Linked DNA regions of Mus musculus: region 2 is linked to region 1. A link is a loop called in an ENCODE intact Hi-C map of the cell type or tissue named here. Cell type or tissue: gastrocnemius. All regions are shown on one strand. Each heading gives the region's core, and the rest is flanking DNA. Links, peaks and the distances in the headings are about the cores only.

Region 1 (8,003 bases), core at 2,291-6,290:
AGGAGCCTTCAGCTGGCCTGAAACTCAGTATGTAGACCTCAGACTCATAGAGATCCACCTTCCTCTACCACACCCTGTTTCTGCTTTATTTTTGCAGCAGGTACTCCCATTGTGTGGCTCTGCTTGGCTTTTACATGGTTGTTAGGGATTTGAACTTAGGTCTTCTTGCTGTCGCAGTGAATTTTAACTTTTCAACCATCTGTTAGGATTAAACACTGTATAAATGTATATTCTGAGTGAAAGATTGAACATGAAGTATTGTAGAAATTGGGAAGAAGAAAGTCAGGTGTTTAGCCCAACAGTTCCTATAGAATAACACTCCCCCAAAGACCACTATAAATTGTCCTATTAACAAGGACTCTTTAGTTCCTTCATACAATTGAGAGGATCGTTAAACAAACAGAAAACATTAACATCTAAATCAATTTGAGAAGCAAAATCCTTGTTTTTTGTGAGATTGTGAATTTCTATATATACATAGTGATTGTGTTTGCATCATTAGCATCATCTCAGCTTGGTGTTGAACTGTTAAATCCCTCAGAAGGTAATATGTGTGTGCTTGGAAGCAGTTTGTGTTTTGATTGGGGCTTTAATGGATCTCTTTCCATTGAAGAGTGGTGATACGAGCCTTTAATTTTAGTAGAGGCAGGAAGAACTCTGTGATTTTGAGGCCAGCTTGGTTTGCACTAAGCAAGCCCTGGTCTGGGCTAAGTAATAAAACTCCACAGTAAGAACCTATCTTTAAAAAATGTTTCTTTTTTTGATATACTTAGATTTGTCCAGGCCTTGGGAGATCATTGTGGCGTATTTAAGTCAGAATACTTAACAGTTTCGATTGATAGGTTCTTTTGGAAGCTAAACAATTCATGCACAAACCAAGAGTGTTTATGTCCAATTCTTCTGCTTTGAGTCTGCTGCTGGCTCCCTCCCGCATGGCAGAGTGCTGCCCAGGCTAAGATGGACGGTTTCTGTGAGAGTGTGGGGCTCTTGGAAACTTCCAGCTTAGACTGTCTCAAAGGCTGTTTTCATAATTACATAGACAGCTTTAACTCGCTGTTCTGCCGTGGGTTAATGCGCCACGGATAGGCTGTACTCATTATAAAACCTCCCTTTCTTTTAATTCTTTTGTTACTTTAAGCTCTCTAAATTTTCTTTGTCCTTTAGATGTTCTTTAGAGATTTCTCTTCATAGCAAAAGAGTTACATAAAGTAAGATTTAGAAACTTCTAGTTTAACAAAAGCCTTTGTAAACTAATCATGAAAAGATGGATCAGTTCAAGTTTACAAATTACTCTTAAATGTGGATTGTTGTGGGGTGGTGTCAAGGTTATGGGTTTCTTGGCTTTTCAGGATATTATCCCTTCTAGCCCCAGAGCTAAGTGTCAAGAGGCTACATGCTCAACCATAGAATGTGAACCTCTGCCAGCATTACATCAGCTCCACAGAACCTCACTGGCTAACCATCCCTTGGGATCGGACATGGCTCTGGCAGCCTGTGAAAGCTGCTTTTTCCGATTTCTGTCTTCCTGGCTGTGACATATCCCAAAGGAATGAAGTTGAGAAATCCTCCTCTTTTCAAAGCTCTTGACTTCTCATTCCCACAGTGGATCTCATGGCCAGACAGAAAGTTGCTTCTGAACTTGAGGCCCTTTTGACTGATAATAGTCCGTGAGGAGTGACCGGATAGGGTGGTGGTAAGGTGCCTGGCGGTGTGTGTGACCGGATGCTTGTGTGCAAGGTTCTAGTGTTTCTGTGGGTTCCTCTTTATACCAACCTTGAAGAAGCTGGATAGACAGACAGACAGATGCAGATGTGTCTGTGGTCGCTGTGTGTCCATTGGCTTTGGTGTGAGTGTCGTTAGAGCATTGGTCACTTCAGTGAGCATCACTCCTTCCTGAGGACAACCTCTGGGAGGAAATGCTGTGTGGCAGTCTCAGTCTTGCCTGACACACTGCCAAGGCTCTCTCTCCCTTTGTCTTTATTCAGCTTAAAAACTAAGCATAAGGCAAATTAACTGGAAAATTAGTGAATCATACCTTGTTAATCAAGCTCAGGCACTGAGCAGAAACTGACAGAGATGAGCCAGGTTTGTCTCTGCCCTGCTGCTTACGGCACCACTGCTACAAGCAGTTCCCATTATATTTTTCACTTTTGTATAATTTCTTCATACTCTGAGTCCTCAGTGGGAGAATCTGGTCTTCTGGGCTTGAACTATTCACTTGTGAGCTTAAGAGGCCAGGGAGCCCAGAGAGGGGGAATCTGTGTCTCTGTGAAAGGAAGAGAGTTAAAAGGGGCTCAAGTGCTAGACAGCTAAACTCTAGGATGTCCTCTCTGCAGTAACTGTTTTCCTATCATTATTGGCCATGGTTCATTCTCAAAGTGTATCCTTGGTCCAGGCCTTGACCCTTGCAGTATTATGTTTCCCGGGGAGTCCAGTTCTGCTTGTCCAACACAAGCAGTGACAAACTGAAGAAACTATCCCCTCCACGTCCAGGTTGGTGAACAGCAAACTTGCTGGGGCTACATAAAGGAGCACGAATGAGGGGTCATTTGTAGGCACATGGGTGACAATTCATGAAAGCTGTACCAGTAGTCCCCTGAACAAATTGTAGCGGCTGTCTTACCAGAGGGTCCCCTCTCTCCCAGCAGTTGTATACTAATTATACAACCCTGAAGCTGCAGGGATGTCTCCTGAGTCCTGTGAGTTTCCTGATCTTTGTCAGGCCAGAGCATCAGCCGTATAGACAGTCCTAGCCTACATATTCTCTCTCACCAGACTCATCTCAGCTTGTGGCTTCAAGTGCCATTGCCAGGTGGCGTATGTATCTACGTCTGTGGCCCTGACCTAGACCTTACTCTAGACTCCGCTTAACCACTGCTTCTTCCCACTGGACACCTAGATGATTCACATGCATTTAAAGCTGATGTCACCACTCCTGTGACTACCCTGAAGCCTGTAATCCCTAACTTAGTACCAGTTGCCTACCAAGAGTGGCAGGAGTCATCTTTGATTCCTCTCCTTTCCCCTGCTCTTCACACGGAGGCTGCTCTTTGACCTTTCCTCCTTTGTTTCATTGGACTTTTTAGCTTCAGTAGCCTTCTAATTGGTTGCTCTACCTAGAACCAACTCTGATCTGTCCTTTATTTAGCTGCCAAGAGTCCCTCCTAATCTTTGTTTTGTGTGTGTGTGTGTGTCCCAAGACAGCTTGTGAGAGGCAGTTCTCTGCCATGTAGGTTCCAGTGATCAAGTGTAGGTTTAGTCTTAGCTGTGTGTGCCTTTATTTACCTGCTGGGTCGTATGACCAGCTAGTATTTTGTTTTTAAAATTGTTATTCTTTTAATTGTTTTTATTACATGTAAATGGGTGTTTTAGCCACACGTGTGCCTTGTGCCTGAGCAAGCTAGAGGAAGGTGTCAGCTCCCCTGTCAGCAGATGTATGAATACTTGTGACCCACCCCCAATAAAGGTCCTCTGCAAGAGCAGCAAGTAGGCTACACTGCTGAGCTCTCTGCAGCCCCCATGTTTACTCATTTGAGGTAAAGTCCTTCCTTCCTTCCTTCCTTCCTTCCTTCCTTCCTTCCTTCCTTCCTTCCTTCTCTCCCATTGTTTCTCTGAGACAGAGTTTCACTTCATAGCCCCAGATATCCTGGAACTCACAATGTAGACCAGGCTGGCCTCAAACTCACAGAGATCCACCTGCCTCTGCTTCCTGAGTGCTAGGAATAAAGTCCTGCTCCACTACACCCAGCAAAACTAATTTTTACTGTTTGACAGCTTGTACTTTATAGCAGTCCTCCTGTCTGACCCTCTGAAGTACAGGGATCATAGGCATGAGCCACTGCACCAGGCCAACATACTTTTCCTAAATACCACTTTAAACCATTTGACTCTCCTAAGCAGAATTCTTAGGTTTACTGTGGGCTATAACTACTTTATGCATGTGTTTAGTCTCTCGCTTGGTTACGTCCCTCAGTCTATGTGAGTATTGACTGACTTTGGTTCTGGAACTGCTGGTGCCTTTGCCCTGACCACTCCTCCTTGTGCGCATTGGGCTGTTAGCATCCATTCGTCCTTCTAGACCAGGCCTAGTTCTTTTGAAAGGCGTGCTATGTGCCCCCTTCCCATGCAGATGTGATGGGCTCTTTCCTTGGGCTCTTTATTTTCCCCCATTTTTATTTTATGTGTATTAATGTTTTGGCTGCACAAATATCTCTACACTATATATATATATATATATATATATATGCAGTGCCCTAGGAGGCCAGATGAAGGTGTCAGCGTACCCTGGAAGTAGAGTTACAGGCGGTTGAGAGGGTTTCAGTACAGGTGCTTGGAACCGAGCCTGTGTCCTCTGGAAGAGCAGCCAGGGCTCCCAGCTGCTGAGCGTCTCTCTAGCACCCTCCCATGCTTTTTTAGTAGTTGGTTCTTACCACCACAAAGTGCATCCTTAGCTGGCCTCACAGTATATAGGAAGCACATTCTTGCAAATAGAGGCGGGATCTTGTTGCTGTATCCCTAGGTTCTAGCATGTAGGCCGTATGTAATAATTTTATTTAAGGACTGATGCCTATGAGTCAATTCCTAGGGAACAGATTTGACCTTATTTCATCCTGTCATCTGTTTGAAGGCGGCCAGAAGCTCAAGAGACCTTACCAGCCAATCAGATGGTTTTGTCCTCTGTGATCGGCTTACGTCTTTCCTTGAGAAGCTAATCAAATCAGGTTCCCTCAGCTTTCCCAGTTGTACGTTTCCCTCTTAAACGGTGATTCGATTCGTTTTGACTGTTCCTCACCCTGCAACTACCGATTCAGTCTCTGCTCTGTGGGTTCTAGTGCTGTACACTTTATATAGTGCCTACATACTTGCACTGTGTTAATACCCTGGAAGTTAGGGAACCTAGAGACCTGCCTGCCGCTGCTCTGCAGTTACCTTAAGTCCCACACTAGAGCTTTCATCCCATTTCTGTGTTTGCACTGCCGATCTTAGCAGCACACACAGTGTATAGTTTAGGTTGGCTTTTCTTCTTTCCTCTCCCTCCCTCCTCTTCTCCTTCCCTCTTTCTTTCTCTTTCTCTCCCTCTCCCTCTTTCTCCCCCACCCCCAACCCCTCTCTTTTAAAGGCCTTGACTGCTGTCTTGATTTACTGCACTGGGAAGAATAAATTTTGATTTTTTTTTCTCTCTCTTTCTTGTTCCTCCTTCTGAGGGAGCCTGCGTCACTGAGAAATGTTTAACCTCACGGCCTTATGCTAGGGCTGGAAATTTGCCTAAGGGAACTGGAAGCTGGCAGTGTTTTTACTTAAATTCCCCCTTACGGGGTGGGGGTTCTTAGCAGAATCAGCCAAAACAGCTAGATGCCGGGAAACTTTAGTAGCAAGGTTGTTGCCATTAGGTTACTGAAAATATCTGAAAAGTTTTCTAGAGATAAGTATAGGCATTTTGAATTCCCTCTTGGGGGAAAAAAATAACAAAATAAAACAAAACTGTAGTTTCTGCCAGGTATGAAGACAAACTCAGGCAGAGGGCTGGACACGGTGATGCATGCCCACTGGGGAGGCTGAGGCAGGCAGATCTCTGGGAGCTGGAGACTAGCTTAGTCTTTGTGGCAAGTTCTAGGCTAGCCAGAGCCACATAGTGAGACCTCGGTAGAGAAACTTAGATTGTTCTAGAAAGGACACTGGGAAGAGACAGGAGCAGCAAAGGTAGTCAGGGACAAGAAAAGGCAGGACACTCATGTGTGTGTGTGTGTGTGTGTGTAAGGCTTTTTTTCTGTGCACATCTGAAATAAATCACAAATTAGTAGAAAGGTAGTTGTGAGTGTTTCAGCTGTCTGTGTGTGTGTTATTAAAAGCAGACTGACCCGCATGAGAGGGGCTGTCACCAGAGTGAATAGTATAAACCCGCTACCTAGGGAGAGTAGCCACAGACTGGGGCTCTGGTCTGTGGGAAGAATTTAACTTTTTTTAAAATCAACTTTGGAATTATACTACAGTAGATTATAACAGGGATTTTTTTAAAAAAAATAAATCTTTCCAACTCTTACTAGTGTTTTGTATTTACAAACGCACTTCACTGACATAAAGAAGATATTTGCTCACAAGGGCTATTGTGAATGATCTTTGATGCCTCAAAAATGAACTGTCTTGGTAATGGGAAGTTATAAACCATCAGGTTAAATATAACCACCTGTTACATATAACTTTATATCGTTTTGTGTCACAGATGAAAAGTCACACAGACATTTGTCAAGTGCAGTCATAAGCTGGGCAGGCACTGGGCCCTGAAAGAAAGGAACTGTGTAGTTAATTTACAGTGGCTTTGTGACATTGCAGAAAATTGAAGGCAATTACATTGTGCTTAGTATAAGTACAGGTTATCTTGACACCTTGAAGGATATGTGGATTCACCTACCAGTTCTCTGTTTATACTGTTTTCTCCTGTTAGTAGGAGAGATGGCCGACTTAGGGCCGATGGTGATATAGTCATCAGGTTTGTTCTTGTTAGCAAGAACTTAACAACTCTTGATTATATCTTTATTATTCCTATTTATATCTGCTTAACCCTTCTTAGGAATCCCAGCCTCGTTGTACCTCAGGGATTGCTCAGATTCCTAAGGAGTGATTCTAAAAGTCAAGAAATAAACTTCTGCTCCTGTTGGATATATAGGAGCCACTAACTTAACTAACTAAATGCCTACAAGATGCTTAGAAAAGACGAATAGGGAATGAGATTGAGATCTGGAAATGTTGAGGTTAAATTGGAGCTAGACCAGAGAGTAAGCCAAATTTGATAGATAAAAGTCAGAGGAAGGAAAACGAACCTGTGGTGTTAGGATGGGAAGGAAACCCAAAGCAAACATCTGGGAAGCAATAGTCACTGTGTCTGCCCGGGAGTAACATTTCCACCTTGATTAGAATAGGAGGTTTAGGGTGGTTGGAAATTTGGGTTGAATATGTAATTAGTGAGGAGCCTGATACTAAATTAGAATTTGGCCTTGGCCAGATAAGTCTTTTAAGCTCTTGAATAGTTATTTCTTTTATTAATTTTCAGTTGCGATCTGTATTAAAATGGCTGTAGAACTTCAGCAGTCATAAACAATGCAGTAGTAAGCCAGCATCACTCAGAGTTTTGTTTTGTTTTGTTTTTATAAGGGAAAGGTTGAGTTAGTGCATAGTTTTGCCAGCTGAAAGTCCAGAATCAGGAGGCCCATCGGTTTGGCCTTTGGTGAAGGCCCCTTTGGCTGTATGACATCATGGTGGCATGTGGGAGCATATGCTGAAGGGAAAGATCACATGGTGAGACAGGAAGCCACAGTAATTACCTCTTAAGTGCTACGCTTGTGAAAGTCGATGCAAAGGTCACAGATATATAAACTACTTTTTGAAAAAAATGCAAGGAAGGACGTTATTTTAAATAAATCATAACAATAAACATGAAAGTTAAGATGTGTGGCATATGTGAAAGATTCTTAAGAAAGTGACACATTGCTTTTGGAAGGGGGCAGTCTTCAGTGTGCTTCATGGTGCTGGTGTCACACAAAACTACCCATTGCAGTCCTAGCACACCAGGGCTCCTGACAGGTACTGGGGTACAGTAGGGCACCGGCCTGACATGGTGCCTGTTTGTGCACAGTTGAGTTTATCAGTGAAGGCAGGTTAGTAAATGTAGCAGAAAAGGGTCTATCTATGGTAAACTATTTAGACGACTGAGAAAACAGGACCAGAGCTTCCAAACAAATTAGGAATTATTCTGAGATGGCTTTGAGGGGTGTGGTCCAGATCTTTAACCTGTGACCCAAGGGGTTTCTTTTTTATTTGTGGGGGGAAGGCGGGTTTCGAGACAGGGTTTCTCTGTATAGCCCTGGCTGTACTGGAACTCACTCTGTAGACCAGGCTGGCCTCGAACTCAGAAATCTGCCTGCCTCTGCCTCCCGAGTGCTGTGGGATTAAAGGCGTGCGCCACCACGCCCAGCTTCCCAAGGGGTTTCTAACCAGGGAGATATGGA
Region 2 (8,003 bases), core at 1,323-5,322, 220 kb before region 1:
CTCACACACCCGTGGTGTGGACTGCTTCTGGCTGAAGATGAAGCGGATTGCTTTCCATTTGAATCTATCTTAATTAAAGGGCCTTTCCATTGTAGTTAAGGAGATGGCTCATTGGGTAAGAGAGCCAGAAGTCCAGGTCCCCAGAAGTCCTATGACAACCAAGGTACAGTGGCATATGCCTGTTTTCTCAGAAAATAAGGGGGAGAGAGACTGAGAAAGACACCTAGCACTTCTTGACTTCTTGGCCTCCACGCTCACCTGCATGTACACACATACACACACACATGTGCACACACATACACAGAGTTTACATTTTTACTGTACTGTGGTGTTTTCAGCTTTCAGCTTTCTTTAATTAGTTCATACTTTTTGAGACAGAGTCTCCATATAGCTTAGACTGACTTAAGATACTTGATCCCCCTGCCTCTGCCTTCCAGGGGCAGGGATTACATGCACACAGCATCGCATGGCTTCAGTTTGCTTTTATTCAACCTTTAAACACTCATTAGATTTTTGCTTTATAGGCAGCTACCCTGTGCCAGATGCTGGCTGCTCCGGGTGTATCTCATCCTTGTTTGTTTTAGAGTCTGGAGCCCGTTCGTAGAGTGGATGGCCAGCCAGTGAGTAGTCCCTGTGGGTGCCATATGGAGGGCTTTATCACATTGTCGGTTCTGGTTTTGAGACTAATGCTCTGCTCGTGTATTTAAAAAACCAGTTTTTTTTAAATTATTTGCCATATGCAAGTGCCTTGCCAGTTTCTGGGACTGGAGAGATGAATAATATTCAGGCTCTGCCCTTCTAATTCATTATTCAGTGTGGGAGTCAGACAGACGACTACAGCTTAGACTGCTTCCGCAGAGAAGTTTGATGAAAAAATGTTTTGTAAACGTTCAAGTCATTTTGTGGGGTTGGAGCGATGGCTCAGTGGCTAAGAGAATTTGCTGCTCTTCCAGAGGCCCTGAGTTCAGCTCCCAGCACCTACACTGGGCAGCCCATAGCCACACATAACTCCAGCTCCGGGGGTCCAGTGCTCTCTTTTGGCTTTTGTGTATATGGACACTGCACACATGTGGCATGTGCACATGCAAGAATACATGTGTGTGCCCATGTGTGCATGTTTGTTCGTGCACACACTCACTCACACACACACAGACAGAGAGACAGAGAGAGAGAGTGAGAGAGAGGATTTTTTTCTGGTTTTTCAAGTCAGGTTTTCTCTGTATAGCCTTGGCTGTCTTAGAACCTCCTCTGTAGATCAAGTTGGCCTCAGACTCAGAAATCTGCTTGCCTCTGCCTCTTGAGTGCTGGAACTAAAGGCCTGTGCCACCACCACCTGCCTTAATTTTATTATTATTATTATTATTATTATTATTATTATTATGTGTGTGTATAGGTGCTTGGGTTGTGTGTTTGTCTATATACCCTGTGCACACTGAGGCCAGAAGAGGGCATCAAATCACTAGAACTGGATGGAGTTCTAGAAGGTCGTGAGGTACTGAGTAGATGCTGGGAATTGAACCCAGGTCCTCTGGAACAGCAGTCAGGTCTCTTAATTCCCCAGCCTCCTCCCCAGCCACTACATCACTGTTAGCTTGAGAGGCAGGAGCTAACTCTGTCATGGACTTTGAGGTGAGAAGGTGAAGTTTGCCCTGGGAACACACCGAGCTGCGAGCGGTTAGGTGGAGGCTTGTCTGACGGAGGAAGTGGAGAGTGTTTGTCAGTTAGAAATTTTCTCTACATGAATCTGAACCAAACCCAGAAGCCTTCCAGCCTAGGCCTGAGCATTGAGAGGAGGTTGAATAGAGGAGAGGAAAGAGCTCTGGACCACTTCCTGCACCGAGGGAAGAGCCAGTCCGCAACCCCATGTTTCTTAACCGGCTTGTTTACACTTAGAATTGAGTCTAATAAGATGATGATGTCCTTGAGCTCATCAAGTAATTAAAATTTTAAATTAAGTGTAACATGGACTGTTTCGTTTTCCCTATATAAGATCAACCCGCAAAACCAGCTTAGGTTTCCTGTAACCATCGTCCTTGGCCGGGCTGGCCATTCTGGTGTGAGGGGGGTTGTAGGGGTTTTGTGTTTTTGTTATGGTTTGCTTTGTTTAGTTTTGATTTTTGTTTTTCAAGACAGGGTCTCTCTGTGTAGCCCCAGCTATCCTGGAACTTGCTCTATAGACCAGGCTGGCCTCAGAAATCTACCTGCCCCCACCTCCCAAGTGCTGGGATTAAAGGCATGTGCCACACTGCCAGGCAGAGGTTTGTAGTTTTTAAGACAGGGTCTCACCAGGTCAACTGGACTGGCCTGCAGCATACAATGCAGAGAAGACAGAAGCCCGTGCCTGGGGTGCCCTGGGCCTGCACCTCCCACTTCCCTGATGACTCATTTGCATTCAGTGTCCCTCACTGAGCAGTGTGGACATCCTCTCTTCATGTCTGCTTGCGGATCTGCAGGAGAAATCCCACTGTAAGAGGAATGGGTAGAAAGGTGCAGGACTGAGGGCTGGGCTGTGTGTACTATGTGGCTTTGCTCTCCCCAACGATCCTGCAGAGGGTATAAATGCTACAACGATCAGTAGCTGAAAGTTCTCACCCAGTGGGAGTAGCTGAGACTGGAGACTGTCTGTCTACTAAACTAGGTCATAACAGTAGCTACCGTTCATTAGGCACCACCTGCTTACGTTGGTGTCCCAGGACCTTATGTGTGTCTTTACTGAATCCTGCAGAGCCCAAAGCCCCTGTACTTCCCACACTTCTGCCTTTTGAGCTTTGCTTCCACCGGTCTGCACAACTACCCATGTCACGTGACTTTGTTAGATTGCAATTTCTTCCTGTTGGGATTCTTCATTATACTGCCCCACCACCACCAACTTCTCCACAGGTGCCCCAGGCTAGCCTCAAACTCACTGTGGTGATCTGACCGAGACTGTCTCCCATAGGCTCACAGGCGTGAATTCTTGGTCTCCAGTTGGTGGAACTGTTTGGGAAGGATTAGGTGTGCCCTTGTTGGAGGGAGGGAGTCCCTGGGGCCAGGCTTCAAGGTTTCAAAAGTCTCCGCATTTTCAGTATGTTCCCTGTCTCCTGCTCTTGGATCAAGATGTGAGCTCTTATCTGTCCCTCCCTCTGTGCCTTTGCTCTGCCATGGTGAACTCCAATTCCCTCCCCATCCCCTCCCCAGGGCTGAATTAAGGCTAACGAAAGCCCTTCTTTTCCAAGTTGCCTTGGTCATGGTGTTTTGTCATGGCAACAGAAAGTCAAGAATAACCTTGAACTTTGGCTCCGCCTCCCTCACCCTCTGAAGTACTGGAGTTACTGTTGGGTCGACCATGACCACGCCTACGCCTTGTTTACATGGTGCTGGGGAACAGAGGGCTTCGGGTGTGCCAGGCAAACGTTCTAACTGAGCTGTCTCAACCCCTCTTTCTCACCTACTCATCTCTGATCCATGTGTTTGGTAATGAGCCTGTGTAGAAAGATGTGTGGTCACGAAGGTTATACATACTAAGGAGTTTTACAATTATGATTTCCGACTTTATAGAAGAGCTTCCTTTTAAGAGGGAAAACTGCCCGAGTGCTGGGACTTTTATGGTGGTTATGGTTGTTTTCTGAGCTTTTGTTTTGTTTAATTTTACTGTTGTAACTAAGGAAAATACTTCAAGCCACCAGAGGGCATTGTAGTTAACGTTGGGTGCTGGCTTCATTATAGCTCGTGGCCTCCAGAGGTGCCCGGTGAAATCTGCTTCCATGAAAAGAAGGACTTTCACATTTAATGAACAGCCTAAAGAGGATCGGTAGATTAAACTTGGAACAGGAGAGCTCGCATCCTTTGTATCTAGCAGAAGCAAAGGACAGAGTAGGTGGTGCCTCCTTCAAATGCTATTCTCTTCTTTATTCCTTTCCCCAAGCGTGTGCCTAAACTTTTTGAGTTGCCATCTATGATTGACAATCTTTCCTGAGCAGAAGGTAGGCTCAGGACCTCCCAATGGCAACAGAAATTGAAACTGACACGTGAAAGCCTGTCTCTCACCCATAGTGTCCACCTCTTTGTGGCCTTTATGGCTGCTAATAAAAATGTCTAACTTGAATGATGTACTGCTGGCACCCTCCATGTAGAAGCTGAAGCAGGCAGAAAAGCAACTGCGTCAAGCAAAGCCTTGTGGAGAATAGGTGGCGTTTCAACAGTTGAACACTACACTACTTCACGCCCCAGGTGGGAAATCCTTTGCTACTTTCCGTTCCTGTAGGCCACGTGGTTCTGCTCCATCTTCCTTCCACCTCTCTTCCTCTATCCTCCTCTCTCTCCTCTCTCTTCTCTCTCTCCTCATCTTCCCTTCCTCCTTTCTCTCTCTCCCTCTCTAAAACCTCCAGCCCCACCTTTCCCATCCACTGCCCAATCACAGGCTCTCGCCTTGATTTGCTTTATAAAATGGGCAGAAGGTTTGCCTGAAATCACCAGAGGGCGTGATCCACTCCTTGAGCCAGTCCCTCTTGAGGAAGCAGAATTAGCATCAAAGTACAAACAGCACCAGGGCAACGCACAACAGGAAACAGGTGATGAAACCACACAGTTTGGTCTTGTTCTTGACTACGGGCAAAAGCGTGCACTGTCGAGTGTGACGCTAGCTGTGGGTTTCCCAGAGCCTCCGTGTTGTTCCTTTGCAGGACTGTGCGCTTGCCTGCTCTGAGTCACCATGGGTGACCTGTCACCATGCTCAGGAACACACATTGATTGGAAGACTAGCCACAGATCTCCCAGCCCCCTGCCTTGCTCTAAGATGTCCTAACTTGCCACTTTGTTTTGTTTTTAACCATTTTATTAAATCATTCTCAAAATGTGGATGATCCCTGGCCACAGTAAATATAATAAGGTGTATATAATTCAGTTGTTGCTTTTTTTTTTTTTTTTTCCTTTCAAGTCAAGTTTCTCTATGTATCCCTAGCTGTTTTGGAACTCACTCTGTAAACCAGGCTGGCCTTGAACTCAGAGATCTGCTTGCTTTTACCTCCCAAGTGCTGGGATTAGAGGTGTGCACCACCACAGCCTGGCAAGTTGTTGCTTTAGCACATAGTCCTCACATGACTCTGCTGGCTGCCACAGGCAGCCACCCACAGTTGTCTCAGTCACCCACAATTGGCTGCTTTGTCCCTTAAGAGACTCACTCCAGACTGGGAAGGGATCAGGCTTGCCCAGGGCAGTATGGTCTGGACTTGCATTTCTGCATCTGCCTTTTTTGCAAACACGGGTTATGATTTTCCTAGGTGTTAATTATTAACATATTTCTTGCCGTCCGTGTGTCTGCATCTGAGAGCATCTTTGGCTTCCAGTGATTTGCTGAGAATCAGGCTGCCAGAGAAAACTTTAGATATTTCTACAAAGCAAAACAGGAAAGAATTCTCCTGGGCTAAAGTGCAAGGACTCTGCAAGACCTATCTGGGTGCGTATGTACCGCTAAGATCTCAGGCTCAGCTCTGTTCAGGATGAATGAGTTTGGTGGGAGGCAGCTCTATAATCTATGTAAAATTGTTGTTTTTTTTTTTTTTTCTTTTTGGGTGGCTTGTTTAGTCCCTTGTACCTCACCTATACCCAGATAATCATCTGATAATTGAATAACCAGCAGTTGTCACATTAATCTGTAGAATGGAGCACTAGGCAGCCACGAAAGAGAGCAAACCACAAGTCTGTGTGGCAGCAAGGACGAGCCACACCATGTGGAGCCACACTATGTGGAGCCACACACTACTATGTGGAGGAAAACAGGCACAACCTTGACTTGCTGTGTGGTTCCAACAAATCTCAAAAGCAGCATTAGAAATCAAAGCAGCACTCACATGTTGGGGAAGACAAGACGAAAGGAGGAGATGAAGGTAGACGTAGCAAGCCGATGCTAAGTCAAGGGAAACTGGCTGATGTCAATGGTGGTGCATGCTGGTACTCCTAGGGCTTGGGGAGCAGAGGCAGGAGGATCACTGTAAACAAGATCAGCCTGGTCGATGTACTCAGTTCCAGGCTACATAACAAAATCCTCTTTCAACAAAACTAAAATAAAAAGGGAAAAGGTCACGAGGCCTTTCAAATAGATTTCTAGTAGAAAACATGAAACAGTAGGAAATCTGAGGCAAGATGAGCCTGACTCAAAAGCATCATTGTGACGATGGCCAGAGTCACTACAAGACACTGACACATCCAGGCCAGCAAGGTGGCTCAGTGGGTAGAGGCCCTTGTCACCACCAAGCCTGATGAGTTCTGTCCTTGAACCCTCCTAGCAGGAGATAAATGACTCCCATGAGGTGTCTTCTGACCTCCACACGGGTGCTGTGGCTGCTCAAACCTACACCCATAGAAACTTACACACATGGCATGCTCATATCTATATCCATAGGAACTTACACAAACACATAAACATAATTTTTAAAAGTGAACAGGAGAAACTGACCGATTGGCCATCACTTGGACATCATAAAAGAATATTTGATGTTGCCGGGCATGGTGGCACACGCCTTTAATTCCAGCACTCGGGAGGCAGAGGCAGGCAGATTTCTGAGTTCGAGGCCAGCCTGGTCTACAAAGTGAGTTCCAGGACAGCCAGGGCTATAGAGAAACCCTGTCTCAAAAAAAAAAAAAAAAAAAAAAAAAAAATTGATGTCAATGTCTCACAGACCTTTACCTTGCGGCAACGTTGGAATTTATAATTACATCGTATACGATTACATGAATGTATCTGGTCATCACCCCATTTCCTGGCCCAGAAGTGTCAATGACCTGGCTCAGTAAAGGCACTTACATCTGAGACTGACCACTTGTTTCCAGCCCCTGGAACATACATGGTGGAGAAAAGCAACTACCCAATGCCAAGCCCAGCGTCCTAAGTTCAATCCCTAGGCCTCCCATGGTGGAAGGAGAAGGCTGATTCTTTAAAGCTGTCCTCTGAACTAGCATACACACACCCTTGAAAAATCTTTTGTTGTAGTTTGGTTTGATTTTTTTCCAGACAGGGTTTCTCTGTACAGTCCTGGCTGGCCTGGAACTCACTCTAAGCCAGGCTTATAGAGATCTGCCCGCTTCTGCATGAAAGGCCTATGCCACCACTGTCTTTAACATTAAAAAAGTGTTAATGTTCAAGAGGAATGAGTTGGACTAGAGCGATGGCTTAGCAGATAGCAGCATGCACTGCCTTTGCAGAGCACCAGAGTTAAGTTCCTTGCACACAAATCAGGTGGCTCACAACCCCTGTACTCCAGCTTCAGGGGACCTGACACCCTCTTCCTGCCTCCTCAGACAACCCACCCGGCATGACGCAGGCACAGAGAGATACACACCGATACACATAAATATTTTAAAATATGTATTTTTAATTGAATTGTTTCCAAAACGCTAAGTATGTTTTGTGCAACTGGAGCCTCACAACCCAATCAGTGTCAAGATAAGGAAGGGCTGCTCACTAGAAAGACCAGGTATGACCGAGGCTTGTGACTTTCAGAGCAAGAGAGAGACTGAATTGACCTCCCAGAAGGTCAGTTGTGCAATCAACCACGGTTATGTGATGAAGGGCAAGGTTTGCAGAGCCACTAGGCAGCCCAGCACACGGGGTGCCTGGCAGGGCAGCTAGCGTACCCTGAGATGTGGGAAGTGCTGTGCCCCTTCCCACGTGCTTTGCCCTCTGCATCTCTGGCTTTTTCCCTCTGGATCTTTATCTGTATCCATGGTGATAGCTCCTCTAACAAATTGGTACACGTTTAAGTGTGTCCTCTAAAGACCCCAACTTCGATCTGTTGGGAGATGGTAAAACCTTTACAAGATGGGGCCTGCTCTTTAAGTGTGTGCCCATGAAAGGGGGTTGTGAGGACCTGGCTATGGGCTTAGGGGCTTTGCTCCATTCTGTATCCTGATGCAATGCATCACTCTGGATCATGGACCAGAATTTCTGCAGCCATACAATATAAATGTTTTCTCTTTGTGAGTTGATTGTCTGGGGTGTTGGTTACAACGATGGAAAAACTAACCGG

The links. Hi-C counts contacts between places; a loop is a spot of excess contacts. Peaks named below come from ENCODE experiments on the same cell type or tissue, not always from the same donor. Only the 100,000 strongest peaks of a DNase experiment are listed, where the experiment ranks them.
Region 2: a loop joins it to region 1, with 3 times the contacts of the local background. A loop is called at or near these places in 7 of 42 quality-filtered maps.

The regions. Positions count from the first base shown.
Region 1 is chr15:81,080,730-81,088,732 of GRCm38, reverse strand. The region is part of intron 2 of Mrtfa (myocardin related transcription factor A); the gene reads left to right. Among named protein-coding and RNA genes, the nearest start is that of Mrtfa, 110 kb to the left of the region's middle. In gastrocnemius, for the core only: a CTCF peak has its summit at 4,397; no DNase peak of the experiment used is centred there; H3K27ac peaks cover 3,293 bases.
Region 2 is chr15:81,297,934-81,305,936 of GRCm38, reverse strand. No RefSeq gene overlaps it. Among named protein-coding and RNA genes, the nearest start is that of Gm52179, 41 kb to the right of the region's middle. In gastrocnemius, for the core only: a CTCF peak has its summit at 3,656 (motif pointing right); no DNase peak of the experiment used is centred there.